2 separate regions of the Homo sapiens genome follow, and region 1 is linked to region 2. Evidence: read pairs that join two places in POLR2A ChIA-PET (ENCODE). Cell type or tissue: Panc1. All regions are shown on one strand. Links, peaks and the distances in the headings refer to the core of each region. The heading gives the core; the rest is flanking DNA. Region 1 overlaps ZDHHC14 (zDHHC palmitoyltransferase 14). Region 2 overlaps LOC107986663 (a long non-coding RNA gene).

What was found. Peaks named below come from ENCODE experiments on the same cell type or tissue, not always from the same donor. Only the 100,000 strongest peaks of a DNase experiment are listed, where the experiment ranks them.
Region 1: POLR2A ChIA-PET joins it to region 2 with 11 read pairs; 4 of 35 experiments call an interaction of 5 or more read pairs at or near these places.

What each region holds. Positions count from the first base shown.
Region 1 is chr6:157,637,678-157,652,797 of GRCh38, reverse strand. It overlaps ZDHHC14 (zDHHC palmitoyltransferase 14), which reads right to left. Exons shown (of 9, transcript NM_024630.3): 6 at 6,959-7,061; 7 at 5,430-5,539. Among named protein-coding and RNA genes, the nearest start is that of MIR3692, 120 kb to the right of the region's middle. RefSeq lists enhancers at 3,583-4,782, 6,677-7,177. In Panc1, for the core only: no CTCF peak of the experiment used is centred there; a DNase peak (open chromatin) is centred at 8,255.
Region 2 is chr6:157,700,589-157,715,708 of GRCh38, reverse strand. LOC107986663 (a long non-coding RNA gene) reads right to left here. Exons shown (of 3, transcript XR_001744427.2): 2 at 2,428-4,624; 3 at 1,320-2,317. It also overlaps the pseudogene LOC124901555. Among named protein-coding and RNA genes, the nearest start is that of SNX9, 120 kb to the left of the region's middle. RefSeq lists enhancers at 1,543-2,042, 2,043-2,544, 3,476-4,081, 3,912-5,111, 9,026-9,591. In Panc1, for the core only: no CTCF peak of the experiment used is centred there; no DNase peak of the experiment used is centred there.

The sequences.
Region 1 (15,120 bases), core at 3,967-11,966, 64 kb after region 2:
TGGGGATTAGAGCCCCTCTTCCACATCTGTCACAGAGCGTGGAGGGCAAGGACCGGCAGGCCGTCTCAATATCTGTATCTCTGAGGCTGACACCCAGCGGGTGCTGCGCAAAATTCTTCTTGATGGAATGAATAAAAATGGGTCCCTTGTCCCACAGACAAGTTTCTGAGTAGTGCTTCCAAAGGCATCTGTTTCTGTACTCTACGGTGCTGGGCTCATTAGAAGGTGGGGTAAAGTTGCCTTTTTTTTCTCCCCAGTGAAGGCTCAGCATTGACCTTGAGTCTAAGGGCAGAAGTGTAAGGAGCAACAGGAGGTTCAGCTAATAAGTGAGTATCCCTGGAGCAGCCCCCACAGTGTGGGACCAGGCACACCCACAGCGCAGAATCTTCCCCAGGTGCTCTGCATTTTGCAAACTACAAAAGTGTATCCAGAGGCCATGCCCATCCCCGCCTCTGAGGACTGTCTACCTGGGCTGCTTTTCTCAGAAAGCAGGGCCTCCTACGTGTCAGTCCTGTGGAACACAGGAGTTAACCTCATGACTACTGCCTTCAGGTCTTCAAGTGGCAGAACAATAAGCCAGAAAAACCACTTGTGACGGGATCCTCAAATGGGACTCTCTGCCTCAGTTCCAGCTGAACACTCCATAGGTTTAGAAAAAACAACAGGCAACAAGAATCTCCACCTTTCAAAGAAAAGTGCCTGACCTCCTCTGCAGGATGTCAAAGGGGGTTCTCAAACCAGCTTTGCAACCCTCCCTTCAAAGGTACAAAGGGTCCGAGGGGAAAAGAGCAGAGAAGGCTGTCTTGGAGAAGGGTGTTCTGCCCTCTAGCGCGGGTGACAGCCAGGGATGGGGCTGGGACCTGGGGTTGGATGAAGGTCCAGGTGTGGATCTCATGGGAGAGAGCCAGTGTCATGATGTCTTGAGGGACCGGGCGCAGTGGCTCACGCCTGTAATCCTAGCACTTTGGGAGGCCAAGGCGGGCAGATCACCGGAGGTCAGGAGTTCGAGACAAGCCTGGTCAACATGGTGAAACCCCACCTCTACTAAAAATACAAAAAAAATTAGCCAGGCGTGATGGCACATGCCTGTAACCCCAGCTACTTGGGAGGCTGAGGCAGGAGAATCACTTGAACCTGGGAGGCAGAAGTTGCAGTGAGCCAAGATCATGCCATTGCACTCCAGCCTGGGCAACAGAGTGAGACTCCATCTCAAAAAAAAAAAAGGAGGTCTTGAGGGAACGTCACGGGTTGAACTGTGCAGAAAGATATGAAGTCTTAACCTGGTACCTGCGAGTGTGACCTTACTTGCAAGTAGCGTCTCTGCAGATGTAACCAAGTTAAGATGAGGTCACACTCAATTGGGGTGGGCCTTTGTCCAGTGTGGCTGGTGTCCTTATAAGAAGAGAAAGAGGTGAGGAAGAGAATGCCAGGTGAGGGTACAGAGACACACAGGAAGAACACCATGGGCCGACAGAGGCTACCCTGCGATGAAGCATATGCCAGCCAAGGAACGTGGAGGGCTGATGGCCCCACCAGGTGCCAGGAAGAGGCAAGGAAGGGTTCTCCCCAGCCTCGGGGCGGGTACAACCCTGCCAGCACCTTGATTTAAGGCTTCGAGCCTCCGACTATAACAGAACAACTTTCTGTTGTTTTAACCCTCCCATTTCATGGCACTTGTTGGACTGCAGTGCCCTAGGAAACTACTACAGGACTCAGCCCAAGAGAGCCGCAGAGGGAGCCCCACAGAGAGGCCTATGCACGGCTCATGGCCGCGGGCCCACCTGGGGCTGCAGTGGCAGGTGTCTCCATCAGGGAACTGCAATGGGGGGTCCTCAGAGGAAATTCTCAGTCAGGTGCTCTCAGACCCCACCAGGTTAGAGCATTGGTGGGGGACCAAAAGCACCGACCCCCTGTCCCAAATCCCCTCCTCACTGTTGGCCAGCAAGCTGGTGGGGAGACAGGACTAGCTGATGGGTGGGGGCAGAGCTCAAGGGAAACAGGGATCCCCACAGTCCTCCCAACCAGGGTCAGGTGAAGTGATGGGAAGTGTTAACTGTCAATAAACTTGGCAGTTCTGATGCACTGAAATGACACTATTTTGGAGGCAAAGTGCTCTGACGTGCTCTCTCTTGCTCTCTCTCTCTCTTTTTTTTTTAATGACAAGAGAAATTAAGGGGCTTGCAGGGGATTTTATCCAGGAGCGGAAAAAGAACTAGGTCATCAAAAGAGTCTGAAGGGACAGCAGGGAGAAAAAAATCAAGCGTTCTCGGCCAGCATCCCATCGCGTCCAGCCTGTTTAATGTAGCAGCTGGGCTCCCAGTGCTGCGAAGCTCTGGACACGGCCCAATGAGGCTCTGCCCGTCCTTCTCCTCCTCACCTGGACTCGCCCCTTGTCTTGTCTCACCTCTTGGTTCTCGGCCCAGCTCCCTTCGCCCCCCACTCCTGACATTAACCCCATCAGTGTTTCCTGGGATGAGCCAGGACCCTCACCCTCGGGTCCCTGCACAGCTGCCCCCTTTGTCTTTCAAAACCCTGCTCCTCCCCACCGCTTCCTCCTCCGAACTCCTTCTCACCCTTGGGAGAGTTCACAGCTTAGACCTACTCTTGGGCGGCCCACGCACCTCACTGTGCACTGCCTGCCCATGGACAGTCCCTGCTGCCCAGAAGCTGGCCCCTCTCCCGTGCACCCCCAGTGCCTGGCACAGAGCCAGCCCCTCTCCCGTGCACCCACAGCGCCTGGCACAGAGCCAGCCCCTCTCCCGTGCACCCCCAGCGCCTGGCACAGAGCCAGCCCCTCTCCCGTGCACCCCCAGCGCCTGGCACAGAGCCAGCCCCTCTCCCGTGCACCCCCAGCGCCTGGCACGGAACTGGCTCCACCGCACATGGGCAGTCAATGGTGGCCACATGACCCACAGAACCAGCCCAAGTCTGGTGTGACACTGACCATTCCTTGGGCCTTTCTGTGTTCCCAATTTTCCATTCCTCCCGCCAGGCTTATATGAGGACTCCTTCCTCCAAACCTGGCCATACCCAGCCAGCTGCCATCCCTGCCTCTGGGAACACTGCAGGAACCGAATGTGGGTCTCTGAACTCTTGGTAAGCAGACTCCCAGAGGGGAACACAAGAACTCTCTCTGCCTTATTTGCATGGCACAGCACCATTTAAGAACCCAGGAGGGGCAACTCAAGCACAGGGGTCTGGGCCCAGGGGTCCGAGGAAGGGGACACTCTCAGTGGGTAGGCCTGGCCGGGATGCCCGGGAAGGCCCTGGCCCACTTAAGGGCACAGGGGCTGGGTCGAGGTGGCACAGCGGAAGGGCAAGGCAAGAGGGGACGAGAGGGAGGGGCAAAGGTAGGCATCACCCCCTCACATCTGCCTGGGGCCAGCCCGGAAGCCTATGAGTGGCCTATGTCCCTGCCCAAGCTCCAGAATGACCCAAGGAAAGCTACGGCCCCACTTTAACAAAGCAAATGTCTTATTTGTCTTGCTCTGCCTTCACCCAATAAAAGCCTCCCCCGGAGCCCCTTCAGTGCTGCCCCACACCGCTTCAAGTCTGGAGCTGCCAGATTCATGAATCGCCGTCTGTTCAAATACACTCTTCACTATTTTAATGTCCTTCAGTTTACCTTTTAACAAACGATTCAAACACTTCTCAGGGTAGGACCATCCTCAAGAAATGCCCCACCCAAAGGAACATGGATTTTGGAAAAGATACAGCCCCAATCCAGCCAAAACAGCACATTTAACCCAGTGGTGGAAATAATTTTGGTTGTGACAGTTTGTGGTCTCTAAACAACATAAAGCCGTGCCATATGCAGATGAAGGACTCAGGAACAAGAAGGGAGATTTGGACAGAACTGAGGCCTCGGCATCCTCTCTTAGACCCACACACGCACTGCAGGTGGGGGAAAGAGGCCAGCTCTCCCTGGCTCTTACTGTTTCCTGACCTGCCCTGCTAGTCACAAACAAGCCAGCGGGAAGCACCATGGACGCTGTGACAAATCAAGCCATTGCCTGAGAGACTTTCTGCTTAAAGAGCTCCCAGAAGGATCCCTAGGTGAGTCAGGAGGTTTCTTCAAGAGGAGCTGGCACCTGCCCAGGCATGTCTGACCCCTGTGGTCTGAGCAGCTCCTCTAACCCAGGATCCTCGCCTGCCCTTTCTAAGCCTCTGAGGAGGTCAGGGGTGCCTTGAGGACCCCTAGTTCAGGAGGACAGTGGCATGCTGGGCTCCCAAGTTTCTAGGCTAAAGCTAGAAAATGATCAAGTTCTAGTTTTGCAGTAGCACCACGGTGACTCAAAGTAATAACTCAATGCCAGTGCACAGATGGCCTTGGAATATATGCTTGGATTTTTTTTTTCTTGAATTCTTTTTACCTCTCTAATGAGGATTCACTGAGGCTGATAATCAAATGAAGTTTGCATTCCACAAGCGCATATCGGTAAGGTCTGGGTGCACAGTGGGTCTGCCCTGGACACAGTCATGGTGGCTTTTGTCATTTCTCCCTGTTTTACACATTTGGAGACCAAAAGGTAGGAAGCAGTAATAACTTGGAAACTCATTCTAGAGACCAGGTAGATTTGCTCAATATCTATTTGTTGATCATGGTTTGATTTATCAGTTGAAAATATTCTCCATAGGTGTAACTCACAAAGAATCTGTATTTTGAACTTGTACACTCTGACTTGGAGGCAGCGTGCCTCAGTGGGCACATACTGGCTCTGACATTGGGTGGCCTGGGTGTGTGTCCTGACTAGCCGGCATTTACTTGCTGTGTGATCTTGGGCACATTATTTAAACTCTGTGCCTCACTTTCCTCATCCATAGAATGGGATATAACGGTGCCTACCTATAGGTACAGAGTGAGCTTGTGAAAGGCTAATGCAGATAAAGAACTTAGAGCAGAGCTTAACACAGATTCAATAAAGGTCAGCTACTGCCATGGTTCGTGTCATCGTCATTATTACCATGACCACAGTATCAACGACTGCGGCCCATGTGGCTTTCTCCCTATGAACATTTCTATTGTGTGCAAATCAACTTTCGAAACTGGTTTCCTCAGACTTCTGGCTGCTTCCTTCCTGCACATGTGTCCTGTCTCCTTGACGATGCTAACCACAGCTCCCTGCACGCACCTTCAGTCATTAGCAGGGCCTCAGTCATTAGCAGGGCCACAGGCATCTGTCTCTCTATTTTGGGCTTTAGGAAATTTCCCCCCAATCAGACACAGATTCAATTGAAGATCAAAAAAGGTGTGAAGTGTGACACGACAAACAGCCAGATCTCGATTTCACGAAGGCCACATCCACGCGGCACAAAGTGGTCACGTGGTGGCGGCGACCCATTCCACCAGGGCGGGCGGCCTGTGCTAACGGCCGAGGCATTCGGTTTTCCAAGGTCTGTTGAAGAGCACGATGCGTCCTGAGTCTTACCTTGGTGAGATGGGCCCACACAGGGCAACACAGCAGTTGGTAAAGATATTTCCGTAGCTGTAGGGATTGTAATTTTCTTTACCTCTTTTATTTGACCAGGATCCTTTAATCTGAAAGAAAAGGAAAGTCAGTAACAAGCAATATCTTCCACACCAACGCACAGTTGAGGTGAGCTGGACCATGAGAGGCTCATAAAGAATGCAAATCATCTTTAATCCAAAGAAATGGAGGTATTTTTCTTAAAGAAAACGGGCATTTACTCCAAACTTGGAAATGTCCTAAAACAGCAGGTTAGAATAGGGAAAGAATAACATTCTCAGGGACAGTCATCTTTTATTTGTACCACATGGTACTAAAAGGCCATCTCATATAAGCCAGCAGAGATTTTTTTCATACTCACATTTAGTGCCCTAAATAATAATTAAATGAATGGTAGGTGAAATGGTTCCCCTAATTGCTAATTTACAGACTGAAATAATTCAGCCTCTTCTTGTGACCAAAATGGTCTGTTTTGCATATTCTAATATTTGTAGCTACCAAGTACAAATAACTGTATTAATATTCTCTTATCTCATGTGTCTTATCACAACCTATTTTCTCAAGCTTTTGTTTAAGGTAACTGGACCTATCCTGAGACATTTAATTCAAGTGTGGATAGAGACTTCTATCAAAATCTAAGTATAAAGAGCAAAGAGGACCACGCTGCTCTGGAAACATTCTCTAACATTTTGTTTCCTCTTTTTTTTTTTTTTTTTTGAGATGGAGTGTCGCTCTGTCACCCAGGCTGGAGTGCAGTGGCGCTATCTCAGCTCACTGCAACCTCTGCCTCCTGGGTTCAAGCGATTCTCTGGTCTCAGCCTCCTGAATAGCTGGGATTACAAGCGCCTGCCACCACACCCGGCTCATTTTTTTGTATTTTTAGTGGAGACGGGATTTCACTGTGTTAGCCGGGATGGCCTCGATCTCCTGACCTCGTGATCCGCCTGCCTCGGCCTCCCGAAGTGCTGGGATTACAGGCATGAGCCACCGCGCCCGGCCTTGTTTCCTATTTTCATACTTCCTCTCCATCTGTATTAAGTGCAGGCAGATAATCCTGAATAAAAAAGTTAAATTTTGGGTCAGGGCAATTTCCTCCCACAGAGACATTAAATATGAAAGGCAGACTCAAACGTTCACTCCAAGATGTTGGCCCGCCATGGTCTCTACCAGGGGAAGTGTGATAAGAAGCTTACGAAACCATTTCAAAGGAATACAAAGAACACTCTCTTCAGGGCCAGAAATGGGTGTTGCTTGGCCAATCTTAGTAACTAATGGATGTGGTCGGAAAAACAGAGAACGTGGAGATTCCCAGAAGAGAAACGTGCAGAACGGCAGGTGGAGAAGTTTCCACGGCACCGTCTCTGTTCCCAAGGGCTCACATCTGGAACGGGATGTATGGGAAAAGCTGGGCTCAACCTTTTCTTTCCTTTTTCTCCTCCATTGCCCAAAACCCAAGAACACGCCCGTGTCCCGTGTGGTCAGGAACTTACGTCCTCATTTGTTGTCTGGTTGGAGCTGATCAAGTAGGTGTGGAATCCTGAGAGGCCAACGATGGACCAGACAGAGAAGAAGCACACCACAGCCTCCAGGACGGTGATGCGAGTCAAGGAGGCAAGCGGAAGTGAGGGACCGCGCAAGAAGTGGATGTGATGGAGGCCTGGAACCGAAACACCCCCGGGCACAGGCCTCTCTCTAGTTGCTGGCCTCTCTCTCACCCGGCCTTGCCTTGCTTCCTGCTCTTCCGGGAATTTCGTCTAACCAGATGGAGGCCTCCGTCAGGGCAGGGGGTGTCACCTGCCCCGGCGTGGAGCAGCCTCTGTGGCTCCGTGATGCCTGGAGGGTTTCCTGGGCATCACCTACTCACTTCTTTCCTCTGACTTCTACTTGAACTTCACCTTTTTCTGTGCCTCACTGTGGAGCCAGCGACTGTGGCATCCTGATCAGGAAGCACACTGGTTTGAGTTGGCTGCAGCTCAGGCTCTGGGTGAAAGGACGACATATTGACTCGCACATCAATCACAGACTCTAATTTTGGCTTCTGAATGCTGAGGACTGCAGTGCCAACAGGCGTCTCCCCTGAGGAGAATGGCTTCTGAGGCCCAGAAAGCCCTCTGCTTTAGTGGACGGCCTCTTCTCTGCTTACAGAGAAGGGGAAGAAGGAAAAATAAGCCCCTGAACCGGCGGTGGGATTTCTCGGAGTGACGTCAGGGTGAGGGGTATTTTTACCTGGGGGAGTTTTCTCAGCCCTTCAGCCAACCCCTGACCTATAAGGCCATCCTCAGCTGCTTGATAGGCAGCTGGGAACCACGAGTTCTCGCAGGACATAGAGAGAGAGGAAGTCAAGAGTTCCACAAGACGTGTCCAACACAAAGGGAAAAAGCTTGGTGCTCTTCAGCAGATCAGATCCATCACCCGAGAGTGTGGCAATGTGAAAAGGCCAGAGACTTTTTCTGTCCCACAAATGTTTATAACATTCTATTTACAGGATACAGATATTTCTCAGGGGGAAAAATCCATTCATCCTGGGTCTGGGAGTTTACACATACATCTGGCATCCGCTATCGATACATTACAGGATGGAGAAAGAAACGCGCCTGCTCTCCTAATGTTTCCGAGGATGAATGCCATATACATCATGCTGGAACATGTCAGTGATGATCTTCTCCAGGCTGGAGATAATTCATCTTTAGACCAGAGGGCTGAGCACATTACCCAGTGCGGTGCCGTGGTCTGCTGTGCCATGGTTAACCGATGCCACCATCTGGGCATACAAGGCTGCACACAAAACAGGAGTGAATGGGCTTCTGCCTGTTGACTGACTTTCAACATCGCACTAAACCACTGGGTCTGCTCTAGAAGGAGACGGTAGCGGGGAGTGGTAGGGAACCAGAGAGACACAGGAAGGCAGACCCCCTACCCACAGCTGCTGCCAGCCTAGGCAACCCCTGCTGGGCAAATGGCTACAGTGGGGGCTCTGTGTGCACATGGGGACACATGGATGGTGGCCCAGGCAGCAAAGATGGTCTCATTCTCAACTGCCTTCCCACAGAACGGGGCTAAAGAGGCCCCTCTCTCCACCCACATCCCCCCTGCCAGGAGGGGACAGACTTGGGAGGCAACTCCCCTGGGATTCAGGCCATGCACTGGCTGGAAAGAAGAGGTGAAGTAGAGTCCAGGGAACACAATGCGGGAGCCAGTGGGAAGACTGAGTCAGGAAAGCTGGGGTGTGTGAGAGGGAGATGACATTAGACACTAGTGATGGGTTTGGATCAGCTACAAGGAAGACAAGAGACAGAAAGAGGAGGGGACACATGGAACGGAAACAAGAAATAGCCAGGGTAGAAAAGAATCAAGAACAGAACCAGATTTATTTACTGAATAATACATGAAGAACCAAACTGCAATCCTAGAAATACTTATGTGTCACCAAGAGTTTACGACCCAGGTAGAATGATGGCAAAGTCAAAATGCATATAACATTCCTATGTATGAACCATATGAAACCTGGCATGTACGAGCAGTGACAATCCCAGACTGAAAGTGGCTGCAGCTCCTTTGACAATGTCAACTATGCTCCTTACCCTCATCGGGAGGCATCATAGCCAGCGGATATAGAATTCTAAAGGTTTATAGCAACAATAAAAAAATACAGCATATATATATATATATATATATATATTTGAGATGAAGTTTTGCTTTTGTTGCCCAGGCTGGAGTACAGTGGCATGATCTCAGCTCACTGCAACCTCCGCCTCCCAGGTTCAAGTGATTCTGCTGCCTCAGCCTCCCGAGTAGCTGGGATTACAGGTGCCCACCACCATGCATGGCTAAGTTTTGTATTTTTAGTAGAGACGGGGTTTCACCATGTTGGCCAGGCTGGTCTCGGACTCCTGACCTCAGGTGATCCTCCCAAAGTGCTGGGATTACAGGTGTGAGCCACCATGCCCGGCCAGCTTTTCTATTAATATCTCATGTGCTTTAGACACATTTTGTAAATTGCAGAATGCAGTTCCACTGTCAGCTTGCAGCTGTGTCAAAATGACATGAATCCAAAGTAGGATGCGAGATGCAAGATGCAGCCTGCTGGCACTACCCACACCCTGGGACCCAGCTGACTCAGGAGGTCTCAAGGAACCGTCAGCATCATCATTCATAACAATGGCTGGCATCACTGGGGTGTGTCAGGTCCTGTTCTGCTTAAACCTCAGAGTGACCCAGGGAGAAGCATGACTCCCTCTTAACACACAGGGAAACTGAGGCAGAAAGCAATGAAGTAATTTGCTTGAGAAATAGCAGAGCTAGGACTTGAATGCCGGAAGTCTGCTCTGCTGGGATGACAGAAGAGTCTTAGGCTGGTCCCCTTCCTAATTCTTGCCAAGGGGCAGGTGGCCCTAGACCTACCCCAACCCCCTGCTTCTCCAGGATTCGCGAACCTGTGGCAGCTGACATGGTTTGTTCCCTTTCACATCCACTCTCAGACTCAGATACAGATATACAGACACACATTCCTTACTGGCCCACTGGCTATATGCTGAAAATATCTATGCCATAATAAGGTCAAGAAACAGAAATTTCTTTTAAAGGTATCAAAACCCATTTACCGTCTTTTTTTAGAAAGAGAAAGGAGAGGAAACAACCCAATTCTACTGGAAGCCAATTTCATAAGCAGCTGGGACTTTGTTTACTGCATCGAGGATGGGTTTCAAATCATAGCAGCTACCACTGCACCTCTGTCTCCCCCACAACCCCTGCTAAGAAAGTTTGTCCCCGTTGTGGCCAGAAGGATGGCTTTACATTCCCCACAGCCCTAGCCTAAGAGGTTGCACACTGCGGTACTCACTAAACGTTTGTGGAATTGAAAAACTCTGACAAGCACTGCTCTGCAGAGACCCTTCTCTCGAGTTCCTGCCTAATCCCAGAAGTGCAGGCTCTGTGTCCTTCTATGCACCCAGCCCTGCACTGGGGACAGGACAGGGCAGGGAAGGACCAGCTTCCTGCCCTAAGGGAATAGGGGCTCTGTTTGCAGCAGGAAGGTACGTAAGGGAAGAAGGTTGTGCAGGAGGCAGAATGGTTAGGATGCGTCAGTATTTGGAGGATCACAAAAGGTGAGAGATCATGGGACCACATATGTTACATGTCCAGAATTCCCGGATTCCAGAATGGCCAGGGAGATGATGTCCTTGCTCTCATTCAAATACAATGTGGGCTTGTGCATTCTTGTGTTTTAAAATTTTTTTAGTTCTAATTTCCAACATGATAACTATCTATCTATCTATCTATCTATCTATCTATCTATCTATCTATCTTCAAAATATACACAAAAGCTCTTTGGCGGTCCTTAATAATTTTTCAATGTGTAAAGGAGTCTTGAGACCAAAAAGTTTGAGACTTGCTGGAACAGAATAATGAAATAGTAAGTGGAGTTGGGACACTTCATTAAACATTTAGAAAAAAATAAAGCTAGAACTTCAGCTTGCACCACATCCACAAAATTATCTGATAGATAAATTACTGCACCAAACGTAAGAAACACAATATAAAGGTATTTGAGGAAGATTAAGGCAACATTCATGTAACTTTGGGGTAAGGATATAAGACACAAACCGAGGAGCCACGTAGTATGAGATTGACAGATTGTGTTCATTAATAAACACTTCCGTGTAAAAAAGTAAAGTTAAAAGGTAAATGTTGGATTTGGAGATTGGCAAAGGATGCTTAAGAGATTATTATTATTATTATTTTTGAGAAACATAAAGAACCCCTACATGTTCGTAGAAAAAGAACAAATAACTCAACTGATACATGGACATGTACTGGCATACATTGTGATAAGAAAAAATAAGGCCCATGAACATAAAGAGAGGTACAATCTATTATCCAGAAAATGGAAATTAAAACAGTGTAATATTTTTCTTTTCATCGAATTGGCCAAAATGACAAGACTGTTCACAGCCAGTGCCATAAAGGTGTGGGGACACAGGAGCACAGACTTGTCCAGTGTCTTAAGAGGAGCATTTGGCATCCCTATCGACATTTAAATGTGCTTCCCTTCAACTCAGAGATGGCACACCCATTGTCAACCCTAGAGACACAGTAATATGTGCACATAGAGATACACAGAAGAAAATTCACTACTTCATTTCTTGAACAGTAAAAAAAATTAAATCTAATATCCATCAACAGAAGACTAAACTATAGTTCATCTACACTGTGGAATTCTACGAAATAGTTAAAAAAATGAGGTAGATCTATGTATCATCATGGAAACATCTCCAGGAAATATTTTAAAAAGTCAAATTGTGGAACCATGCAAAAAAAAGAGTCCTTTTTAGGTAAAGTCCTCCCACCCCCGTATCAGCATATGTGTATGATGCACACGGATGTATTCAAACTCTAAGACCATCTGGAAGGACACACCAAAGCTGGCAAGGGTTCCTACAGCAGAACGGAGGAAGGGTCAAGAGAAACACTTTCTTTTTGCTCTTGTATTTCTGGACCATTGGGGATTTTTTACAACGAGAACATATTCTCGTAGGACTTGGGTGCTTTGAAAAAGCAAACAACCTCCTTCCCACCTTGTGGTCTTATGAGACACAATCTGATGCTTTTTCTTCCTGACCCTCCCTCAGTGGGGCTGGTTAGGGGTAGCAGGAAGTATCTCAGTCCCCTGGTGGGAGGGAGGGTGGTAGTTGGGAGAACTGGGCTCCAGCTCTGGACACCCCTGAGTAAGTCATTCACTTCTCAGCACAGCTGCAGCTGGAAGCAGCCTAAGGACACCTGTCCTACCTACTTTCTGGGGTCCCTCTCAGGATCAGCAGGTATCAGGATGGACAAGTTGGAAAAGACCTGTGCTGCCTTCGTGATTTTCCCGTTGTGGTGTCCTTTCTGTGGGCCAACCTGGAGCCTCCTAGAAAATTCCATTAAAACAGACCATGTGTATTAGGCCACTGTGCCTTTCAGATGGGTCAGTGTCCAGTGAATGCAACTTGGGGATGAAAACGCTTTCTGTCACAGCCTCTGCAAATGGAGAATCAATCAACATTTGATTTACCAACCACAAAAAACTCTCCACATTTTAAGAGAGCTGAACAATAAGTCATGATTAAAAATGGCTGTAATCCCTTTAATTGGATGTTAATGCTACATTACATTGAAATGAGTGTTGATAGGCAGGGCTTCCCCTTTTGGGGTCTTCCTCAGGGAGGCCCAGGGCCCCTGTGGCTCCCCAGCAGGTGTTTCTGAGGGTTTTGGCCTCCGCGAATCGGAGAAGCCAAGGCGGCATCACCACATGGCTTCCCGGACAGGCACCTGACAGGTAACATTTCCTATGAGGCTGCGACATTCTCATTGATAAGCAGCTGATTTTTCCCTCCTTCCACATTACATGCAGGCAACTAAAGAAAGGACCTTCAGGTCACTCTAGGCCAATGGGGAGACTCATGTGTGTTATCTTTTAGATTCTTTTTGTAAACATATCTTAGACAGAACTCACCACGGCTCCCCAAATTGGCACTAGCTGTATCCCCCTTCCAGCGCAACCCTTTCCCCCAGGCACTCTTGGCAGAACGCTCCTACTCCTCCGCCCTCACCCCTCCCCAGGCACGGATCCCACTGCCCTGCTTCTCCCTACTGAGCTGTCCCTCTGCCACCGATTTCCCCCGTGGGGGCCTTTCCTCTGCAAACATCTGTTCCACTCTGTTGTGTCCCCTGATGCAAGATAAATGTTCTTGCCGGGTGCAGTGGCTCACGCCTGTAATCCCAGCACTTTGGGAGGCCGAGGTGGATCACTTGAGGTCAGGAGTTCAAGACTAGCCTGGCCAACATGGTGAAACCCCATCTCTACTAAAAATATAAAAAATTAGCCGGGCTTGGTGGCGAGCGCCTGTAATCCCAGTTACTTGGGAGGCAGAGGCAGGAGAATAGCTTGCACCTGGGAGGCGGAGGTTGCAGTGAGCCGAGGTCTCGCCACTGCATTCCAGCCTGGGCAAAAGAGTGAGACGCCATCTCAACAACAACAACAAAAGAAAAAAATGTTCTTTAAAACAAGCATCAAAACCCAGCACTGATGATGTCATTTACCTGCCAGCATGCAGGGGATGAAGGGACCTCACCCCCTTAGTCTTCAACATTGTCAAGCCTGCCCCCACCCCATCGGGGTTTAGCTATCACAGCCCCTCCCAGTTTTCTGTCGCACACTTGGGTGTGTAAGTGCACCTGTGTGCTCACACGATGCAGGGCAGACCACATGTTGATGGGGAGCCCTGCCTCCTTTTGATGCTCAGCCAAAGCGGGCACCCTGCCCAATGTGGAGTGCGTGGGCACAACACCAGGATGCCAGGCATGGCCCTGCAGATGGGCTGCCCCTTCCTGATAGCCCCTGGCACCATCCTCTGGGCCTTGCTCAGGCTGTGGGCGCTGCCTGGGACCTCTCCCTCCATGTCCCCCACTAGAACCCACCCATCTCCCACAGCCCTGCACGGAGGTCCCTGCCACTGCCTCTCCTGATGTCCCTGCAGGACACCCCACCCCAAGCACAGGCTGTGTCTTTTTCATGGCACCCAACCCTTATTCTGCATAAGGAGTCCTAGTGAGAACCCAGATCTGGGCAGCAGCAGATGCTGGCAGAAGAGGGCGAGACGGTGCATTTGTGTGTCTCCCCGCTGTCATCCTTCCAGGGCCCAGGCGGATGGTTCTCGACCTTGTGACCTGTCAGGTTTTGCCCATGGTGGCTGTTGAGTAGAATGGTTTTACAGGAAATAGTTGCTGAGTGGATCTCCTTTGTTTGAACATGCCTGGCTGTGTGGACAGAGGGCCCAGTCCCTTTTTTTTTTTTGAGAAGTCTCTCCATTTGTCTGTGTCCATGGAGAAGGCCAGGGGGCTCTTGTCCATGGTACGGGGCAGCCGCTCCATGGCCACAGGCCCTGAGAGGCCCCTCCCCACTGCCTCTGCTTCTCTGATACAAAGAAAAGGGGAGGAAATGGAGTTTGGTGCAGGCAATGGGAGGTGGGAAGGAAGGAGTAGGAGGAGGACGGAGGGAGGGAGAACCGACTATGGACTCTGAGCCAGAAGTGCACCCTCCAAGGCTGCATCCCAGCAGTGGGCACCCTGCCCTATCCCTCACCCCTGGGAGGGCTGATGGTGCAGACTGGGAAGGGGCCTGCTGAGCACCTGAAAATGAGTCAGGCATTCTGTCACAGTCATCTAGGGCCTCCTCTACTCCCCTGCCTCCACCTCCCTCTCCTCCCTCCCTCTCCCCCTGGGCTGGCCACACTCTGGCACTAGATACCACCCAGTCCGGGCTTACTTACAGTAGAAGCTACTCGGTTCCTTTCTCCTAAAGTTCTGCTGGGTTTTATGTGGGCCTGATGAAGAGCTTTCAGTGTATCAATGTTTCCATCATTGACACTGATATTTCTGCCAAGGTGTCTTAGATGGTTGTCTATTAGCCATTTTTGTTTCTAATCTCTCTCGCTTCCTCAATGACATTGTTTTTAGTTGGATATTTTGCAGAGTAAATCTGCTGTGAGAAAGCTTTGCCTGTGCCCTTATTTCTCGTCAAAATATTTTTATTGCATGGTCAGGAAATTAGATATGAGGTCACTGAAAATGTGAAAATATAAGTTATTGTCTTGCCCGAGAAAACGCTGCAGAG
Region 2 (15,120 bases), core at 3,169-11,168:
CTTTATCTTGATTTTTTTTTCTTTTTATAGGCCACGTATCCCAAATCTTTATAAAAGAGAATAACAAAAACACACACAGATAAAACTGATATCCCTTTTCTTTTTTTTTTCTTTTCTTTACTCTTTTTTTTTTTTTTTTTGAGGCAGGGTCTCACTCTGTCACCCTGGCTAGAGTGCAATGGCGTGATCATTACAGCCTTGATTATAGCAGTGATACATCACTATAGCCTCAATCTCCCCAGCTCAAGCAATCCTCCCACCTCAGCCTCCCAAGGAGCTGGGACTATAGGTGTGTGCCACACCTGGCTAATTCTTTTGATTTTTGGTAGAGACAAGGTCTCACTATGTTTCCCAGGCTGGTCTTGAACTCCTGAGCTCATGTGATCCACCCACCTTGGCCTCCCAAAGTGCTGGGATTACAGGCATGCGTCACTGTGCCCAGCCCAAACTGACATTCTTTATGCCATCAGTATCCAATTAGAAAGAACGCTTAATTCAGAAAAATGTTCTTGATTGTGTCCCTGAGCGTGAGGAAGGCATAGGGAGGGGAAATGTTTATTCACGGCCGCAATTCTTTCAGCCTGGGTAAGGGCGTGGTTCTATGGGACTCTGTGTCCTTCTGGTAGATAGATACCTGCTTCTTCTTCTTCTTTTTTTTTTTTTTAAGAGACGGAGTCTCACTCTGTCGCCCAGGCTGGAGTGCAGTGGCACAATCTCGGCTCACTGCAACCTCTGCCTCCCGGGTTCTAGCAATTCTCCTGCCTCAGCCTCCTGAGTGGGTGGAACTACAGGTGCACACTGCCACTCCCAGCTAATTTTTTGTATTTTAGTAGAGATGGGGTTTCACCATGTTGCCCAGGCTGGTCTCGAACTTCTGAGCCCAGGAAATCCACCTGCCTCAGCCTCCCAAAGTGCTAGGATTACAGGCGTGAGCCACTGTGCCTGGCCAGTACCTGCTTCTTGACCTTGGAATATATATGGTATATATGGAAGGCCACTTCGCCTTGGGATATCCAGTGTGTGGCATCTGTGCCGTTTCTCTCCTCTGCACATGGCAGACATTGTGAATGACACACAGGGCTCTTTCTGGTGTGGCCTCAGAATGCCTCTCAGCCCAATATTCCAGAAAATTACCAACATCCATCAGTGTAGACACAAGGGATAAATTCCCGTGGTCATCCTAGGGCCCAGGCTATCATGTGAGCCTGGATTTACGAGATGTTGGCAGATACCTTAGGGCAGAGAATGAAGAGGACCTGTTCTCTCCTAAAACTCAAAGCATTAACTGCTTCTCACACACTAGTTGACCTGGAAAACAGTTTTAGAAAGAGCAGTTGGTGAAACTGTTTATTGAAGTCACGCATTCCCAATTAGTTAGGCCATTGTCATTCCAAAGATAATACAAGTCAATGAGGTATTGCATTTCTGAGAAAGGAAAATTCACTCAGGCAGGAAGCAGACATCTGTGGTCATTTGGGATGCTGGTTGCTTAGGGCTCCCTCTGGGGACACCTCTGTCTTCTGGCACCTTTGCCAGATTGTGCATGAGCTGGTGGAGCTCCTGGCAGATAGAACATCTCTTCCAGGGCTGAATTCCATAAGCAATAGGGGTAAATGGCTGGGCTAGAGAATGAGAGACAGGGAGAGGCCAGGACACAGCTGATTCCCTGCCCCTCCTGGCAGAGCAGATATCCTGTGTACCACCACAGCTATGGGTGATGACAATGGCCCTTGTCCATGAGCCGCTCCCCTCAGCCTGCCAGGCCACTCCCCAGCTCTGACATTGCATTCCCCGCTGTGGGTGCAAAGAACCTGGACTGACATCCTTTTTTGAGGCACAGGCCAGCTTCGTACAAGGGTCTTTTCTGGTCACACATGCTTCTGCTCAGCCATCAGGTGAAATCAATTCTCTTTAGATTTAAGATTTCCATGATGGTGTTGTGGACACCGTCAGCTGCCTGCCCACCTTCCATCTGCTTCCTCCTTCCTAACAGAACCCTGTCTCAGGGAAGACTCCGATAAGCCTCGCGATCCGTGGACCCAGGCTGCTGGCCAGAGTTCAGCTCGTCAATCCAGGCCAAGCCAGTCAGGGTGCCCCCATCCAGGCAGCTGCCCTCTAAGGGGAATATTCAGGGCGAGAGAGTTTTGACCAGGGTTTCCCCACCATGCCTCACCCTTGCTTCGCTTTTCCTCTCCATGGATGAGCAAGAAGCGGCCACCAGTTAGCCTGTTTCTGGCTTCCATGTTGTGGGTGGCTCCCTGTCCTAGGTGAGAACCTAGGCTCGAGGTCTCAGAGGTGCCATTAGAACCTTATCAACCTGGAGGAGTTAAAGGGACACTTGTGAAGTCCATCAGAGGTTAGGAAGGAAAGCATATGAGAAATGCTCTTTCTCCCAGTCCCTTCCTCCCCCAGTGACCTCAATCATACCTGCTTGCTCTCCAGTGAAGGGACAAACAGAGGGACATCAGGGTGCCGAAAAGTCCCCTCTTCCTGAGGCAAATATGCTGACTGCAAAAGGAAAAACATTGCCTGGCCACCATGCCTGCCTTGCTGGCCTGTTCTATGTCTGTGACCAGGAATTTCAAGGAGGGGATTCTGTGTGTGGGAGGACCCTGTCGTCGCGTACTGGGAGATGCCAGCTCACAGGAGTCATGTTCCCAGGTGTGGTCAGCCCTCTTCCTCTGCACCCTGCAATTCTGCAGCATTCCAAGGACTGGGCTCTAGTTCTCTTCACACCTGCAGCCATCTCCAGGAGAGCTATAAGTGACATCACGATGGCAGAGATAATGGTAACTACTACTTATTAAGAGCTACATATTAATGTTAACCATGTGCTCTGCATGGACCATCTACTCCTTCTGTGATACTGCAGAAAATGTGGTATTGTGCCCAATTTACAGACAAGGAAAACTGAGGCCTATAGATACCCAGACACTCACCCAGGTACACAGAGCAGGAAGGAGAGCTCAACAGCTTCTGGGCCTTTTGGCTAAGATCAAGTCGAGTATCTGTTATCAGTTTAACATCTGATACTTGAAGTGGTGTTGTCATCTCACACCGAGGAAATCAAAGATGCGGACACACAAGAAGTGAGTTTAAGAGTGGAGGTTTAATAGGTGAGAGAAAGAGAAAAGAGAAAAGTGTTCTCTCCTGCAGTGAGAGAGGCTCCCGAGTGGGTCTTCCGGTTTCGTGGTGAAATGCACAGGGTTTTACAGACCAGCTTCAGGAGACGGTGTCTGATTTACACAGGGCCCAAAGATTGGTTGGAGCAGGTGTGCCATTTACATAGCACAAAGCTGGCTGCCCCATCCTAATATTTTATTATGCAGATGGGTTCTCTACCTGGTTGGTGCCATGTGGCCTGTTCCTTTACTACACACATGGTTGACAAAGAAGGGAACATGAAGCCTCCATGTTGAATATGCCTGATCCCCAGGTAGCCTTTTCCTATTGGCACAGCTGCCGGTATTCAAGCGTGCAAGCTTCCAGCTTGCTTTTCTATGTCTGCAGCTTGATGTTTCGGGCTGCTCTTTGTTAGAAAAGAAATGATTTGGGGACGGCTTTTTATTAAAAGGGAAACCTTACCAAGGACTCTCTTACCCTCACTAACTGCCTAAATAATTTCTTTTTTAGCTCCTATATCAATACATCCTCTACTAGAGGACATATATCAAATGAGTTTTTGGAGGAGGGAGATGGGATAGGAGCGTGCTGAGTCTACTTCACACATTGACGTATGTTGCAGTACCTCCAGGATTGAAGCATGCCCTCAGGGGGCCAGTTAAACAAAAAGTAGAGCTTAGATTCCATCAGAGGCTGGTGGATCTGAAAGGGGCACCTCTTTCACTGGGCAGCACTGCCTTACATACACCAGTGCCCATCCTGCCTGCCAGTCCCCCTCCAAGTCCTGCTCTTCCCTGGGGGCCAGCCTGGGCAGTGGGAAAGTGAAGCTGGCATTGATCAGTCTGTTGGCTCCTGGTCTGCTCTCAGATCAAGGGGGTGAGGACAGTGTTTAGGCAACACACGAAACCCTCATTCCCCCTTGGGAACCAAAGGTCTCAACATCATTTTAGAGCTGATGACACAGAAGCCCAGGGATGGAAATGGCTAGTTTTGAGCCTCTCAGGGTAGCAGTGGGACCTTCTGCTCTTAACCTGGGGCCAGTGCTGGCTCTCAGAACAGTCGTCAGATCAGGGCCTGCTTTTCAGGGGATGCGGCCTTTGTCCACCACCCTGCAGGTCCTGGAGGATGAATGTGGCTCTAAGTTAACTGAATGTTGACAACAAAAGGTCTGCAAAATGGGCAGGGCAACGCCTTGGGGACCCTAAGGAGATGGTCCCCGCAGATGCTGTTGGGGCCTAATGTTTTCTGAATCCTTTTTAGGGTCACGTGCAGTATAGAGCTGGCTCATCTACGCCTCTGCCACAGCAACCCTGGGAGGCGAATCTTGGCATGGAAAAAGTGAGGCTCAGGAAGATTGCGTGACTTACCCAAGGTCACGTGGCCTGTAGGCAACTGAACCAGTCCTTGAATTCAGAGCTGCCTGAATCAAGCTCCCACATTTTCAACATGTGACCACACTCCTCCAAGCTGAGGGCGTTTCTGCTTGCAAACTGGTGTTTTTCTGGAAGAACAAAGAAGGCCATCCCAGAAAAATCTGCCTAATAATGAAAAAACCACCCTTTCCATATAGGTAAGCCCAGGGACCAGGTGTCTGGACCTGTGAGGTGAGTGTGACTCCGGGGAGGAGAGGAGCATAGCCAGGCTGCCTCACCGGCCTGCCCTAGGCAGCGGCCCCCGAGTGGATCCACACAAACTGCAAGGACTTTTGGAATGGACTGAATTGTGTCCCCCCCAGAATTCACAGGTTGAAGCCCTGCCCACCAGTGTGACTGCATTAGGAAATGGCCTGTAAGGAGGTAATGAAGGTTAAACGAGGCCAGGCCGGGAGCAGTGACTCATGCCTGTAATTCCAGCACTTTGGGAGGCTGAGGCGGGTGAATTACTTGAGGTCAGGAGATCAAGACCATCCTAGCCAACATGGTGAAACCCCATCTCTACTAAAAGTACAAAAATTAGCTGGGCATGGTGGTATGGGTGCCTGTAGTCCCAGCTACTTGGGAGGCTGAGGCAGGAGAATCACTTGAACCCAGGAGGCGGAGGTTGCAGTGAACTGAGATCGTGCCACTACACTCCAGCCTTGGCGACAGAGTGAAACTCCATCTCTCTCTCTCTCTCTCACACACACACACACACACACACACACACACAAATGTTTAAAAGAGGTCCTAAGGACGAGGCCTTAATTCACTGGATTGGTGTTCTTAGAAGTAGGGGAAGAGACAGCAGAGCTCACTCTCTGCAGGTGCACAGAGAAAAGGCCGCATGAGGACACAGCAAGAAGGTGGCCATGTACACACTAGAAATGTAACAGGAAAGGGGTCCCGATCCGGACCCAAAGAGAGGGTTCCTGGATCTTGCACAAGAAAGAATTCAGGGCGAGTCCATAGAGTAAAGTGAAAGCAAGTTTATTAGGAAAGTAAAGGAATAAAGAACGGCTACTCCATAGGCAGAGCAGACCCGAGGGCTGCTGGTTGCCCATTTTTATGGTTATTTCTTCAAGATGTGCTAAATAAGGGGTGGATTATTCGTGCCTCCCCTTTTTAGACCACGTAGGGTAACTTCCTGATGTTGCCATGGCATTTGTAAACTGTCAGGGTGCCTGTGGGAGTGTAGCAGTGAGGACGACCAGAGGTCACTCTCGTGGCCATCTTGGTCTTGGTGGGATTTAGCCGGCTTCGTCACTGCAACCTGTTTTATCAGCAAGGTATTTATGACCTGTATCTTGTGCCGACCTCCTGTCACATCCTGTGACTTAGAATGCCTTCACTGTCTGGGAATGCAGCCCAGTAGGTCTCTGCCTCATTTTACCTAGCTCCTACTCAAGACGGAGTTGCTCTGGTTCACACGCCTATGACAAAACGGCAAGGACTTTTGGAATGGACTGAATTGTGTCCCCCCTCCCCCACAAATTCATAGGTTGAAGCCCAACCCCCCAGTGTGACAGTATTTGGAAATAGGGCCTATAAAAAGGTAATTAAGGTTAAGTGAGGCCCTAAAAATGAGGCCTTAATCCACTGAACTGGTGTCCTTAGAAGAAGAGAAAGAGGCTGGGGGCAATGGCTCATGCCTGTAATCCCAGCACTTTGGAAGGCTGAGGCAGGCAGATCATGAGGTCAGGAGATGGAGACTATCCTGGCTAACACAGTGAAACCCTGTCTCTACTAAAAATACAAAAATTAGCTGGGCATGGTGGTGCGTGCCTGTAGTCCCAGCTACTCGGGAGGCTGAAGCAGGAGAATTGCTTGACTCTGGAAGGCAGAGGTTGCAGTGAGCCGAGATCCTGTCACTGCCCTCCAGCCTGGTGACAGAGTAAGACTCCGTCTCAAAAAAAAAAAAAAAAAAAAAGGGAAAGAGACACCGGAGCACGCTCTCTCTCTCTCTCTGTCTCTCTCTCTGCAGGTGCACAGAGAAAAGGCTGAGTGAGGACACAGCAAGAAGGCGGCCCTGCGCACACCAGGAAGAGAGGCCTCACCTGAAACCAACCCTGAGGGCACCTGTAGGGCCTGCAGACCTGTAAAAAGACCAATGTCTGTTTAAGCCACCCAGCTTGTGGCATTTTGTTATGCAGTCTGAGCATATTAATATGGTTTTTTTTTTTCAGAGATCCTCAAAGCTCGCATTCCAACATAACACAGGAGTGAAAGCACAAGCTTTGAAGTCAGAAAGGACTAAGTTCTCAACCTGGCTTCCCATTCAGCAGGACCTTGGCTTTCATCTCTAGGATCCTGTTTCATAAGATTGATATGAAAATTAACTGAAGCAATGCATAGGAAATGCTTGTCGTGGTATGTGGAACATGTAAGGATATTACTATTATCCTTATTGTAATTGCCTTTGCAAAAAATTATATCATTGAGAAAATTATGGCTCTGGAGGAGATCTGATCTGGCCAATCCCCCTTTCGCCTTTAGTCTTCAACTGCCCTTAATTATTCCTGGGCTTAGGCTAAGCTAACTTTGGGAGATGTTTAGTTTATAGTTTAAATGATAATAGCCTTTCCCCCAAATTGAACCTCCTTTGTAAAGCTAATGAGAGACCACCAGGCTAGGAGGATAGAGGAACCTGAATTTGGCTAAGGTGGAGACATAAACAATTGCCAGCCATTACTCCGGAGGTCACAAGATATGCAACTTCCACAGTTATTCCTGCAGATAACATCACTACTGTAGAACGTTAAGATTGGCCTTTTGAGATGTCTTTTCAGGTTTTCTGCATGTCTCACACTGATAATGGCTCCACCTGGATCCCCCAAGTGTTCCTGTGGCCCTACCCAGAAGCGACTCAGCTCAGGAGGACCATTTCCCACACCCCTCTGATTGCACCCCCAACCAATTGGCAGCAAGCACCCATTGCCTAGCCACCCCCACCCCTTTCCGCAAACTACCTTCGAAAAACCCTAGCCCCTGAATTCTTGGGAAGACTGATTTGGGTAATAGTAAGAGTCCAGTCTCCCGTTCAGCTGGCTCTGTGTGAATTAAACTCTTTCTCCATTGCAATTCCCCTGCCTTAATAAATCGGCTCTACCTGGGCAGCAGGCAAGAAAAGCCCATTGGGTGGTTACATTATGAGGTTATCTTTACTCTTATGGAGCTGGCAGATGGTACTTGGGTTCAACTGCTCTGAGTTTTTCTAGCTGTGGTCCATTGTTCCAAAGCACACATCCTGACTCTAGGGTGTCACTGGGGTCTGTTACAGGTAGTTAGGCCTGAGCAGGGCAGGAGAGGGCTCTCCCCTACCCACCAGGAATGTCAGGTGATGGTGTCAGGTGATGGTGTGACAATGGTCACACTGCCCTTCTAAAAGTGATTATTCAGCAGCCAGCGCCAGGGCGAGACAATCTCCTGAAGATCCAGGGCTGTTAACATTAAAGAGTTAATTTAATGCAGATGCCAGGGAGAAGCAAAAAGGACTTCCAATAAAGTCTCAGTTATTGGGCTAGTGAGCTCAGGCATGCGCGTTAAGCGACAAAATGGTGGAGTATGACTTTCTGGGGGCCTCCACCGGAAAAGGGAGCATGCCGCATACAACGTCGTAAACCCACTGCTCATGCTCACTTCCCAGGCGTCAGGACCCCTCTGTAGATGTGGGCAGCCCACCCTAAGGGAAGAATTATGGGAAAGGGCTGCAAGATACCAGAGGTGGGCCAGGCTATAAAGTCCTAGGATCAAGTTTAAATGCCACATTCGTTCTTCAAGTTGCCCACTTGAGACTCTTCCAAGTAAGTGTACTTTCCTTTCTTTCCTGCTCTCTCCTGCTCTGAAACTTGCCTCGGTCTCTTTTTCTGCCTTGTGCCCCTAAGTCCAATTTCTTTCTTCTGAGGAGGCAAGAATTGAGGTTGGTGCAGACCCGTATGGATTCACTGCTAGTAACTTGGACACCTTCCACCAGTAACAGGGTGAGTCCATTGGGTTTCGTGGCCTATTTTTAGCATACTACAAGTTTGTGAAGTGTCACCCATCAGGCTGCAATGATGCTACACAGGCTAACCAATACATCATGTTCCTTTGCTTTTGACTAGAATTAAACAGAGACACCATGGAAACACTGCTTATCTCTAATGACCAGAAGCTGAGATCATTGGGTATTCATGTCCTTGATTTATGAGAAAATTGGAGCATAAAATACCTATTATCTCATCATAGATCCTACAGGACCCATGGGGAGAAAAGGAAGAAAGGCAGTCCTATATAAACCAAAAATACAATTCAAAGTTCCCCCCTCCCCACTTCAAGTTGTCCCACCCAGATCGAACCAATGTCAATCTTACATGTATTGATTGATGTATTATGTCTCCCTAAAACGTATAAAAGCAAGCTGTACCCCGACCCCCTTGGGCTCATGTTGTCAGGCCCTCCTGAGGCTGTGTCACGGGCATGTCCTTAACCTTTGGCAAAATAAACTTTCTCAATTGAGTGAGACCCATCTCTGGTATTTTGGGTTCACACCAAGTAGGTGAAAAGGTCAGTAGTGGCTGAAATTGCTGCAGTAGTTTTGGGTATTTTTTATCAGGCCTCTGAGCCTGAGCCAAGCCATCGCATCCTCTCTGACTTGCACATATATGCCCAGATGGCCTGAAGTAACTGAAGAATCACAGAAGAAGTGAAAATGCCCTGCTCCGCCTTAACTGACGACATTCCACCACAAAAGAAGTGTAAATGGCCGGTCCTTGCCTTAACTGATGACATTCCACCACAAAAGAAGTGAAAATGGCCGGTCCTTGCCTTAACTGATGACATTACCTTGTGAAAGTCCTTTTCCTATCCTGGCTCAAAAAGCTCCCCCACTGAGCACCTTGTGACCCCCACTCCTGCGTGCCAGAGAACAAACCCCCTTTGACCGTAATTTTCCTTTACCTACCCAAATCTTATAAAACGGCCCCACCCCTATCTCCCTTCACTGACTCTCTTTTCGGACTCAGCCCACCTGCACCCAGGTGAAATAAACAGCCATGTTGCTCACACAAAGCCTGTTTGGTGGTCCCTTCACATGGACGCGCATGAAATTTGGTGCGTGACTCGGATCAGGGGACCTCCCTTAGGAGATCAATCCCCTGTCCTCCTGCTCTTTGCTCCATGAGAAAGATCCACCTACGACCTCAGGTCCTCAGACCAACCAGCCCAAGAAACATCTCACCAATTTCAAATCCGGTAAGCAGCCTCTTTTTACTCTCTTCTCCAACCTCCCTCACTATCCCTCCACCTCTTTCTCCTTTCAATCTTGGTGCCACACTTCAATCTCTCCCTTCTTTTAATTTCAATTCCTTTCATTTTCTGGTAGAGACAAAGGAGACACGTTTTATCTGTGGATCCAAAACTCTGGTGCCAGTCACGGACTGGGAAGGCAGGCTTCCCTTGGTGTTTAATCATTGCAGGGACGCCTCTCTAATTATTCACCCATGTTTCAGAGGTGTCAGACCACGCAAGGACACCTGCCTTGGTCCTTCACCCTTAGTGGCAAGTCCCACTTTTCTGGGGGAGGGGCAAGTACCCCAACCCCTTCTCTCCGTGTCTCTACCCCTTCTCTGCCTTTCTAGGGGGCAAGAAACCCTCAACCCCTTCTCCTTCACTCTTAGTGGCAAGTCCCATTTTTCTAGGGGAAGGGCAAGTACCCCAACCCCTTCTCTCCGTGTCTCTACCCCTTCTCCGCCTTTCTGGGAGGCAAGAAACCCCCAACCCCTTCTCCTTCACCCTTAGCAGCAAGTCCCACTTTTCTAGGGGAAGGGCAAGTACCCCAACCTCGTGTCTCTGTGCCCCGATCCCTTATTTCCATGCCCCAGCCTCTTATATCTCTGTGCCCTGATCCCTTATTTCCACGCCCCCGACCTCGTATCTCTGCGCCCTGACCCCTTTCCTGCTTTTCTGGAGGGTAAGAACCCCCGAACCGCTTCCCTCTGTGTCTCTACTCTTCCTTTTCTTTAAACTTGCCTCTTTCACTATAGGCAACCTTCCACCCTCCATTCCTCCTTCTTCTCCCTTAGCCTGTGTTCTTTAAGAACATAAAACCTCTTCAACTCTCACCTGACCTAAAACCTAAATGCCTTATTTTCTTCTACAATGCCACCTGACCCCAATACAAACTCGACAGTGGTTCTAAATGGCCAGAAAATGGCACTTTCGATTTCTCCATCCTGCAAGACCTAAATAATTTTTGTTGAAAAATAAGAAAATGGTCTGAGGGGCCTGACATCCAGGCACTGTTTTACACATCAGTCCCTCCCTAGTCTCTGTTCGCAATGCAACTAGTCCCAAATCTTCCTTCTTTCCCTCCCGCCTGTCCCCTCAGTCCCAACCACAAGCGTCGCTGAGTCTTTCTAATCTTCCTTTTCTACAGACCCATCTGACCTCTCCCCTCCTTGCCAGGCCGAGCTAGGTCCCAATTCTTCCTCAGCCTCTGCTCCTCCACCCTATAATCCTTTTATCACCTCCCCTCCTCACACCTGGTCCAGTTTACAGTTTCATTCCGTGACTAGCCCTCCCCGACCTGCCCAGCAATTTCCTCTTAAAAAGGTGGCTGGAGCTAAAGGCATAGTCAAAGTTAATTCTCCTTTTTCTTTATCTGACCTCTCCCAAATCAGTTAGCGTTTAGACTCTTTTTCATCAAATATAAAAAATCCAGCCCAGTTCATGGCTCGTTTGGCAGCAAACCTGAGACACTTTATAGCCCTAGACCCTAAAAGGTCAAAAGGCCATCTTATTCTCAATATACATTTTATTACCCCATCTGCTCCTGACATTAAATAAAACTCCAAAAATTAAATTCCGGCCCTCAAACCCCACAACAGGACTTAATTAACCTCATCTTCAAGGTGTACAATAATAGAGTAGAGGCAGCCAAGCAGCAACATATTTCTAAGTTGCAATTCTTTGCTTCCACTGTGAGACAAACCCCAGCCACATCTCCAGCACACAAGAACTCCAAACACCTGAACCGCAGCTGCCAGGGGTTCCTCCAGAACCTCCTCCCCCAGGAGGTTGCTACAAGTGCTGGAAATCTGGCCACTAGGCCAAGGAATGCACACAGCCCAGGATTCCTCCTAAGCCGTGTCCCATCTGTGCAGGACCCCACTGAAAATTGGACTGTTCAACTCACCTGGCAGCCACTTCTAGAGCCCCTGGAACTCTGGCCCAAGGCTCTCTGAATGACTCCTTCCCAGATCTTCTCGGCTTAGCAGCTGAAGACTGACACTGCCCGATCGCCTCGGAAGCCTGCAGGACCATCACAGACGCTCTAGGTAACTCTCACAGTGGAGGGTAAGTCCGTCCCCTTCTTAATACGGAGGCTACTCACTCCACGTTACCTTCTTTTCAAGGGCCTGTTTCCCTTGCCTCCATAACTGTTGTGCATATTGACAGCCAGGCTTCTAAACCTCTTAAAACTCCCCAACTCTGGTGCCAATTTAGACAATACTCTTTTAAGCACTCCTTTTTAGTTATCCCCACCTGCCCAGTTACCTTATTAGGCCGAGACACTTTAACTAAATTATCTGCTTCCCTGACTGTTCCTAGGCTACAGCCACACCTCACTGCCGCCTTTTCCCCCAGTTCAAAGCCTCCTTCATATCCTCCCCTTGTATCTCCCCACCTTAACCCACAAGTATAAGACACCTCTACTCCCTCCTTAGCGACCGATCATGCACCCCTTACCATCCCATTAAAACCTAATCACTCTCACCCCACTCAATGCTAATATCCCATCCCACAGCATGCTTTGAAAAGATTAAAGCCTGTTATCACTCGCCTGCTACAGCATGGCCTTTTAAAGCCTATGAACTCTTCTTACCATTCCTCCATTTTACCTGTCCTAAAACCAGACAAGGCTTACAGGTTAGTTCAGAATCTGCGCCTTATCAACCAAATTGTTTTGCCTATCCATCCCATGGTGTCAAACCCATATACTCTCCTATCCTCAATACCTCCCTCTACAACCCATTATTCTGTTCTAGATCTCAAACATGCTTTCTTTACTATTCCTTTGCGCCCTTCATCCCAGCCTCTCTTTGCTTTCACTTAGACTGACCCTGACATGCATTAGGCTCAGCAAATTACCTGGGCTGTACTGCCGCAAGGCTTCAAAGACAGACCCCATTACTTCAGTCAAGCCCAAATTTCATCCTCATCTGTTACCTATCTCGGCATAATTCTCATAAAAACACATGTGCTCTCCCTGCTGATCGTGTCCAATTAATCTCCCAAACCTCAATCCCTTACAAAATAACAACTCCTTTCCTTCCTAGGCATAGTTAGTGCGGTCAGAATTCTTACACAAGAGCCAGGACCGCACCCTGTAGCCTTTCTGTCCAAACAACTTGACCTTACTGTTTTAGCCTAGCCATCATGTCTCCGTGCAGCGGCTGCTGCCGCCCTAATACTTTTAGAGGCCCTCAAAATCACAAACTATGCTCAACCCACTCTCTACATTTCTCATAACTTCCAAAATCTATTTTCTTCCTCATACCTGACGCACATACTTTCTGCTCCCCGGCTCCTTCAGCTGTACTCACTCTTTGTTAAGTCCCACAATTACCATTGTTCCTGGCCCAGACTTCAATCTGGCCTCCCACATTATTCCTGATACCACACCTGACCTCCATGACTGTATCTCTCTGATCCACCTGACATTCACCCCGTTTCCCCATATTTCCTTCTTTCCTGTTCCTCACCCTGATCACGCTTGATTTATTGATGGCAGTTCCACCAGGCCTAATCGCCACACACCAGCAAAGGCAGGCTATGCTAGAGTACAAGCCACTAGCCCGCCTCTTAGAACCTCTCATTTCCTTTCCATCGTAGAAATCTATCCTCAAGGAAATAACTTCTCAGTGTTCCATCTGCTATTCTACTACTCCTCAGGGATTATTCAGGCCCCCTCCCTTCCCTACACATCAAGCTCGAGGATTTGCCCCCACCCAGGACTGGCAAATTGGCTTTACTCAACATGCCCCAAGTCAGATAACTAAAATATCTCTTAGTCTAGGTAGACGCTTTCACTGGATAGGTAAAGGCCTTTCCTACAGGGTCTGGGATGGCCACCGCAGTCATTTCTTCCCTTCTGTCAGACATAATTCCTCAGTTTAGCCTTCCCACCTCTACACAGTCTGATAACAGACCAGCCTTTATTAGTCAAATCAGCCAAGCAGTTTTTCAGGCTCTTAGTATTCAGTGAAACCTTTATATCCCTTACAGTCCTCAGTCTTCAGGAAAAGTAGAACAGACTAATAGTCTTTTAAAAACACACCTCACCAAGCTCAGCCACCAACTTAAAAAGGACTGGACAATACTTTTACCACTTTCCCTTCTCAGAAGTCAGACCTGTCCTCAGAATGCTACAGGGTACAGCGCATTTGAGCTCCTGTATAGATGCTCCTTTTTATTAGGCCCCAGTCTCATTCCAGACACCAGACCAACTTAGACTGTGCCCCAAAAAAACTTGTCATCCCTACTATCTTCCGTCTAGTCATACTCCTATTCACCATTCTGAACTACTCATACATGCCCTGCTCTTGTTTACACGGCCGGTTTACACTGTTTCTCCAAGCCATCACAGCTGATATCTCCTGGTGCTATCCCCAAACTGCCACTCTTAACTCTTGAAGTAAATCAATAATCTTTGCTGGCAGGACTATGCTGAATCTTCTTAGGCACTCTCTAATCAGATGTCCTAGGTCCTCCCAATTCTTAGTCCTTTAATACCTGTTTTTCTCCTTCTCTTATTCCATTTAGTTTTTCAATTCATAGAAAACCATATCCAGGCCATCACCAATCATTCTACACGACAAATGTTTCTTCTAACAACCCCACAATATCACCCCTTACCACAAAATCTTCCTTCAGCTTAATCTCTCCCACTCTAGGTTCCCACGCTGCCCCTAATCCCGCTCGAAGCAGCCCTGAGAAACGTTGCCCATTATCTCTCCATGCCACCCCCCAAAAATTTTCGTTGCCCCCACACTTCAACACTATTTTTATTTTTCTTATTAATATAAGAAGGCAGGAATGTCAGGCCTCTGAGCCCAAGCCAAGCCATCACATCCCCTGTGACTTGCACGTATACACCCAGATGGCCTGAAGTAACTGAAGAACCACAAAAGAAGTGAAAATGCCCTGCCCCACCTTAACTGATGACATTCCACCACAAAAGAAGTGAAAATGGCCGGTCCTTGCCTTAAGTGATGACATTACCTTGTGAAAGTCCTTTTCCTGGCTCATCCTGGCTCAAAAAGCTCCCCCAGTGAGCACCTTGAGACCCCCACTCCTGCCCGCCAGAGAACAAACCCCCTTTGACTGTAATTTTCCTTTACCTACCCAACTCTTATAAAACGGCTGCACCCCTATCTCCCTTCGTTGACTCTCTTTTCGGACTCAGCCCGCCTGCACCCAGGTGAAATAAACAGCCATGTTGCTCACACAAAGCCTGTTTGGTGGTCTCTTCACATGGACGCGCGTGAAATTTTTCTCCTAGAAATTTTATAGCAATAATACACTATAGTGTTCAAGACCT